2 separate regions of the Homo sapiens genome follow, and region 2 is linked to region 1. Evidence: chromatin contacts called from ENCODE Hi-C data. All regions are on one chromosome and are shown on one strand. The core of a region is the stretch at or near the end of the contact, and the rest is flanking DNA. Distances in the headings are between cores, read along the strand shown. Region 1 overlaps CTNND1 (catenin delta 1). Region 2 overlaps SLC43A1 (solute carrier family 43 member 1).

Evidence for each region. Hi-C counts contacts between places; a loop is a spot of excess contacts on that map. Pooled maps may share reads with other maps.
Region 2: a loop to region 1 is called in a map of CD4-positive, alpha-beta memory T cell, with 17 times the contacts of the local background. The contact joins two enhancer-like sites. A Hi-C loop is called at or near these places in 5 of 168 maps with a recorded cell type or tissue (CD4-positive, alpha-beta memory T cell, CD8-positive, alpha-beta T cell, naive thymus-derived CD4-positive, alpha-beta T cell and 1 more) and 11 of 50 pooled maps.

Annotation. Positions count from the first base shown.
Region 1 is chr11:57,797,319-57,800,750 of GRCh38, reverse strand. All of the region lies in intron 6 of CTNND1 (catenin delta 1), which reads right to left. The region is part of intron 7 of TMX2-CTNND1 (TMX2-CTNND1 readthrough (NMD candidate)); the gene reads right to left. Among named protein-coding and RNA genes, the nearest start is that of CTNND1, 37 kb to the right of the region's middle. RefSeq lists an enhancer at 1-238. Within about 2 kb of position 1,615, at least 29 of the 41 ENCODE cell types and tissues checked have a DNase peak (open chromatin) inside an H3K27ac peak, as active enhancers do.
Region 2 is chr11:57,491,774-57,495,205 of GRCh38, reverse strand. SLC43A1 (solute carrier family 43 member 1) reads left to right here. Exons shown (of 15, transcript NM_003627.6): 8 at 1,035-1,213; 9 at 3,344-3,432. Among named protein-coding and RNA genes, the nearest start is that of SLC43A1, 22 kb to the left of the region's middle. RefSeq lists an enhancer at 772-1,971. Within about 2 kb of position 1,570, at least 5 of the 41 ENCODE cell types and tissues checked have a DNase peak (open chromatin) inside an H3K27ac peak, as active enhancers do.

The DNA.
Region 1 (3,432 bases), core at 366-2,865:
AGCTCTCCAAATAAGCCATTGTTTGTTCTACAAAACCACTCCCACTGTCAACAAATACTCAAGGTTGCCCTGAGCAGAAGGCCTGCCTCACAGGTATCAACATCAACTATGCAACAGTGATTCAGATGGACAAAGCATTTAGTAAACCATGACCAAGATGGTCTTAAAATAACACGGAAACAGGACCAGGCATGGTGGCTCACATCTGTAATCCCAGCACTTTGGGAGGCTGCAGTGGGCGGATTACCTGAGGTCAGAAGTTCGAGACCAGCATGGCCAACATGGAAAAACACCATCTCTACTAAAAATACAAAAATTAGCTGGGCATGGTGGTGGGCACCTGTAATCCCAGCTACTTGGGAGGCGGAGGCAAGAGAATCGCTTGAACCCAAGAGGTGGAGGTTGCAGTGAACTGAGATTGTGCCACTGCACTCCAGCCTAAGTGACAGAGCGAGACTCTATTTCGAAGAAAAAAAAAAAAAGGTCAAGATTAAACCCTTCAAATCAAGAAGGGGGTACTAAAAATGCCCAAACAGCTGGTAAAACAAAATTGGTTGTCTTCTAAACTATTATGTATCACTTTTGCATCCACCCCAACCATAAAAATTTTCTGCTTACTATAAAATTAAGGAAAAGTATTTACTAACATTATAAAATACCATGCATGGAACAAAAAGCCTCCTGGGTATAATACCAGATCGCACCACTGCTCTCCAGCCTGGGTGACAGAGCAAGACTCCATCTCAAAAAAAAAAAAAAAAAAAAAAAAAACACGGAAACAAAATGAATAGCTTAGATAGCTTAAAAGTAGGCTATTAAGCAGTATGTTAAGATTCCATTTTAGTAGAGGGAAAATAGGATATAGTTACATGTATAATTAAAAAAACTCAAAGGATATGCACCAAAATGTTAACAGTGGTTCTTTATCAATAGATGGTAATGCTTTTCTGGGTTTTTCAGGCTCTGTATTGAACATGTTTAACCTCTATTATTAATATACAAAATTATAAGAACAATTACCATAACCAAAATTTCCAGATAACTCTATCCTATATCCTTTTCTATACAAAGGCAGTGGATTGGACATTCTTTCCTTTGTTTTACAAGAAACAAAGCTGTGCCTGGGAAGACCAAATGACTTGCTTGAGGCTACTTAGCTAGTGGCAAAGGCACAACTAGAACCAAGGTCTCAGGGTTCAGTGCTTTTTCCACTAATCACTGCCTCACTGTTTAAGTTTGACCTTGTATTACTCTTCTAGCCTGGAACAGGAAGCAGCAAATATGCTTGCTAGTCAAGCAGGTTTCCAAGTCCAGTGCTACCCTGGAACAAACCCAAGAACCAGGCCCAAAACTCTATGTGAACTAGCACAACTAGGGATGGCAGAGAATGACCTGGCCACCCACACCCATCTGGGTCCAATCACTCTTTACTAATGAGGAAGTCAGAAAAAGCAGACTTGCAGTAGAGCCAACACCCTGGACAGACTGCTTCAATGAAGGCTGTTATCTACCACTGCTCTAGGTTGCACCAGCCGAGGTCTGGTGCTCCTGTAGGAATAAAAATGAGTCACATGGGAGTTGGATTAGCTATCCAAGACACCTGAAAGGTGAGTGACTCAGTCTTAGATAATGGGGCCTCTACCCCTGGGCCCAGCCCTGTTCACTCTTAACCAAAGCTACCTAATATATGAGGAAAATGAGCACCAAGGCATTTGCTTTAAAAGGTCATGACCCCATATAGAGAAATTCAGCAACAGCTGCTAGGATATCCTTACCATCAAGACAACCATAAATCATCCCTTGTTTCTTATCATTTCTCTTTACCTGGAAAACACTGTTTCTAATTTATTCTGAAGCAGCATTGGCAGCCCATGGGCCAAACCTGTTTTTGTACATCCCCATAATGCTATTTTTAAAAGATTGTTTGAAAAAAAGAACAACATACGACAAAGATGATACATGGCCTGCAAAGCCTAAAATAGTTCTACGTGGTCATTTTCAGGGGTCTGTCGACCCCATTCTAAAGCATTCTCTCAATGCAACAAGGCAAACCATGTACCAGTCCAAACATCAATCACTCCTTTTTTCACATCACCAAAGAATCTCCAGGAACAAGTAGTAAAGTCAGAGTAGGCAGCTGCTTAGTGACCTTTCAGAGTGTTGCTAATGTATCCCCCGACCCCCACCCAAGGATGCCACCACAATTTCACTTTACAATCAAATAATAAGACCCTAAGCATAGAATGTCAAGGCCCTTGTGAGGTCAAAGTTTGTTTTTAACTTTGGGATTAAAAACACAAGAAAGTTCTTATACACGTCCTCAACTGTCTCTTTTGGTTCTGAATTCCTAAAACCCTCAACTATGTTTTGTTTTGGGGTTTTTTTGGCTTTTTTTTTTTTTTTTTTGAGACAGTCTCACTATGTCACCCAGGCTGGAGTGCAGTGGCGGGATCTCGGCTCACTACAGCCTCTGCCACCCGGGTTCAAGTGATTCTCCTGCCTCAGCCTCCTGAGTAGCTGAGACTACAGGCACGAGCCACAACACCCGGCTAATTTTTGTATTTTTAGTAGAGACAGGGTTTCACCGTGTTAGCCAGGATGATCTCGATCTCCTGACCTCGTGATCCGCCCAACTCGGCCTCCCAAAGTGCTGGGATTACAAGCGTGAGACACCGTGCCCAATGGACTCTGTTCTTAATACCAAATCAGAAACTAAAGAAATTCCCAGGAAGAAGTGAGCAAGAATTCCATGGCCCCAGACATCAGAATCCTCTGCCTAACACACCAAAAGGGGGTCACATCTTAGCCAGAAACAGCAAAAACTTCAGCATAGAAGCAGAAGCAAAGTTCATTCTTCAGGACACAGACTAATAACAATCACAAGTTGTTTTTTTTTTTTTTTTTTTTTGAGGTGGAGTTTCGCTCTTGTTGCCCAGGCTGGAGTGCAATGGCATGATCTTGGCTCACCACAACCTCTGCCTCCCGGGTTCATATGATTCTCCTGCCTCAGCCTCCCGAGTAGCTGAGATTACAGGCATGCACCACTACGCCCAGCTAATTTTGTATTTTTAGTAGAGGCGGGGTTTCTCCATGTTGGTCAGGCTGGTCTTGAACTCCGGACCTCAGGTGATCCACCCACCTCAGTCTCCAAAAGCGCTGGGATTACAGGCGTGAGCCACCGCGCCTGGCCCATATATTCAATTATAGAAAACAACTTGTGGACCAGGCGCGGTGGCTCACGCCTGTAATCCCAGCACTTTTGGAGGCCAAGGCGGGTGGATCACCAGAGGTCGGGAGTTTGAGACCAGCCTGGCCAACATGGTGAAACCCCATCTCTACTAAAAATATAAAAATTAGCCAGGCGTGATGGTGCTTGCCTGTAGTCCCAACTACTAGGGAGGCTGAGGCATGAGAATCACTTGAACCCAGGAG
Region 2 (3,432 bases), core at 321-2,820, 310 kb after region 1:
ATGGTAACTATTTATGTGGGTGCAAAAGTAATTGTGGTTTTTGCCATTAAAAGTAATGGGCCAGGCGCAGTGGGTCATGCCTATAATCCCAGCACTTTGGGAGGCCGAAGAGGGTGGATCGCCTGAGGTCGGGAGTTCTAGACCAGCCTGACCAACATGGAGAAACACCGTCTCTACTAAAAATACAAAATTAGCTGGGTGTGGTGGTGCATGCCTGTAATCCCAGCTAGTCAGGAGGCTGAGGCAGGAGAATCACTTGAACCCTAGAGGCTGAGGTTGCGGTGAGCCGAGATCGTGCCATTGCACTCCAGCCTGGGCAACAAGATCAAAAACTCCGTCTCAAAAAAAAAAAAAAAGTAATGACAAATACTGTTTTCATCCTTTCTGGGTTTGGAGGAGATCTGAGTAGGAGGCACCTCAGCAATGGCACTCGATGCCATGTGGTCCCAAAAAGAGGGACATAAAAGAATCAAGCACCCCATCTTTTGTGGAGCCACCTGAATGCCAACTTTTTCCAGCCCCCTGTCAGTTCAGCAGAGGCAAGAGGTGATACTCCACACCAAGCACATAAGGTGACATTACAGAACTGACAGTTATGCCAGGCACTGTACTTAGCCCCTATACCATCCTCAAACAGCTGTATGATGTAGATTGGGTATTAACCCCATTAATAACAAAAGTACAGGGAACAAAGTGACTTTCCAAAGGTCATGCCATTCAAAGGAGGGTGAATCTTAGGTTGGACGCAGGCTGTCTGACTCTGGAGTCTGAGGTGTTAATGCTGCCTCCTCCATGGGAACAGCCCAAGTGAAAAACAGCTGATCCACTCTTCATTTACTTGGCATCTGTGCTAAGCTGGTCCCTGAGCCAAGCTCTGAGCAACAGAAACAGAAGCTCTGCATTAGGAGCTTGTGAGCATGTCAATGCCGGGTAAAGGAGTGCTGGAAACCGCTGGGATGGCCGCCGAGCACTAGGCCGTTGAAGGTGGGCTCTGTGTGACTGGTTCCTCTACACTCTGGCCTGGCTGCCTGCAGGAAGAAGATCAAGCTGAGTGGGCTGGCCCTGGACCACAAGGTGACAGGTGACCTCTTCTACACCCATGTGACCACCATGGGCCAGAGGCTCAGCCAGAAGGCCCCCAGCCTGGAGGACGGTTCGGATGCCTTCATGTCACCCCAGGATGTTCGGGGCACCTCAGAAAACCTTCCTGAGAGTGAGTGTCTGGTCAAGGTGCCGGCCTTGGGGGATAGTGATGGTGGGTCCTCATATTCAGTGAGCACTCATGGTTGAGTATTTATTCGCACCCCTCTTCAGTCCTTACAACACCCCATGATGTAGGTGGGGCATGCTCCTCATTTACAGATGGGCACATCAAAGCTCAGCTAACGCTGGGAAGTTCAGATTCAGGGTTACCCTGCTGGATTCCTGGGATTGGGGAGGGAGGAGCTTCCAAAATGGGGACAAGGTCTCTGGGCCTGTCGGGTAGCTGGTTTCCTCAGGGCCCCTTGCAACCTCTGAGCTTATTGCATCAGGTGCAGCCAGGCCCGTGAGCCTCCTGGCAGGGGTCCTCCACACCTGGCTGTCTTTTGCCCCCTGCTGGTCACAGGAGGAGCTGCAGCACCTGCCTGGGCTGCTTCTCAGGAGGGTACATGAAGATCCCAGGACCGCCAGCTCCATGATAAGTGGAAGGAGCTCCTTGGAGTCAGGAGCGGGAGTTGAGGAGTTTGAGTCCTGCTCTCCAGTTATAGGCTATGTGACTTGTGTAGATCACCTAACCTTGCTCTTGATTTCCTTACCTCTTAAACTAGCACTAAAAGCACCCCACAAACTGTAAAGTTAGTTGTGATGATTGAATGACACCATGGGTGTGGAAGCTCTTTGTAAAGTGCAAAACGGTGTGCAGTTTGAGGGTGGTTACCCCCAGTGCCGATTCTCAGAGGGCAACATGGCTAAGGGCACGAGCTGGAGTTAGGCTGACCTGCTGCTTCCAGCCCTGTGAGCTTGAGCAAGTCATTTAACTTCCTGAGCTGCAGTTTCCTCATCAGTAAAATGTGATAAGGATAGGGTTGTTGTAAGATTTTATTAAATGGGGTAATAAATGTCAAGTATGTAGCCCATAGTGAGTGCTTCAGAGTTTTTTTCTTTTGTTTCTTTCCCCCCCGCCCCGAGATGGAGCCTTACTCTGTTGCCCAGGCTGGAGTGCAGTGGCATGATCTTGGCTCACTGCAACCTCCGCCTCCCGGGTTCAAGCAATTCTCCTGCCTCAGCCTCCCAAATAGCTGGGACTACAGGCGTGCACCACCATGCTCGGCTAATTTTTGTATCTTTAGTAGAGACGGGGTTTCACCATGTTGGCCAGGCTGGTCTCGAACTCCTGACCTCATGATGCTCCTGCCTCAGCCTCCGAAAGTTTTGGGATTACAAGTGTGAGCCACCGTGCCCTGCCAGGTTTTTTTTTTTTTTTTTTTTTGTAAAATAGAGACAGGGTATTGCTGTTGCCTGGGCTGGAGTGCGGTAGTGCAATCATAGTTCACTGCAGCCTTGACCTCCTGGGCTCAAGTGATCCTCCTGCCTCAGCCTCCTGAGTAGCTGGGAATACAGGTGTGCACAACCATGCCTGGCTTATTTTTTTATATATATATATATATATATATATATATATATATATACACAAAATTATATATATTATATTATTATATATTATATTATATATTATATTATTTTTTATATATAAATTATATATATATTTATATTATATTTTATATATATATATATTTTTTAGAGATAGGGTCTTGCTATGTTGACCACCAGGCTGGTCTTGAACTCCTGGGCTCAAGCAATCCTCCTGCCTCAGCCTCCTGAGTAGCTGGGAATACAGGTGTGCACCACCATGCCTGGCTTATTTCATATATATATATTTTTATATATATGTATATTTATATATATAAATATATATATAATTTCTGTATATAAATAAATAAATAAATATATATATATATTTTTAGAGATAGGGTCTTGCTATGTTGACCACCAGGTCTTGAACTCCTGGGCTCAAGTGATCCTCCTACCTCTGCCTTTCAAAGTGTTGGGATTACAGGCGTGAGCCATGGCACCTAACTGAGTTATTTTTACCACACGAAGCATAGGACATACATCCAAAAATGTTCTGAGCTGAGCAAGAGCCTGGAGGCAAGTGAATCTGAACTTTCCCGTCTTTGAAGAAACCAGTCTCTCTCCAAAGTCACATAGTTAGTGTCACTCCCCCCAAGAACTGCATGAGCTGGGACAATCAGAGGGCAGTGGAAGGTCTGGGGCTCAGGGGCGCCCCCTGCTGTCTCCCCAGGGTCTGTCCCCTTACGCAAGAGCCTCTGCTCCCCCACTTTCCTGTGGAGCCTCCTCACCATGGGCATGACCCAGCTGCGGATCATCTTC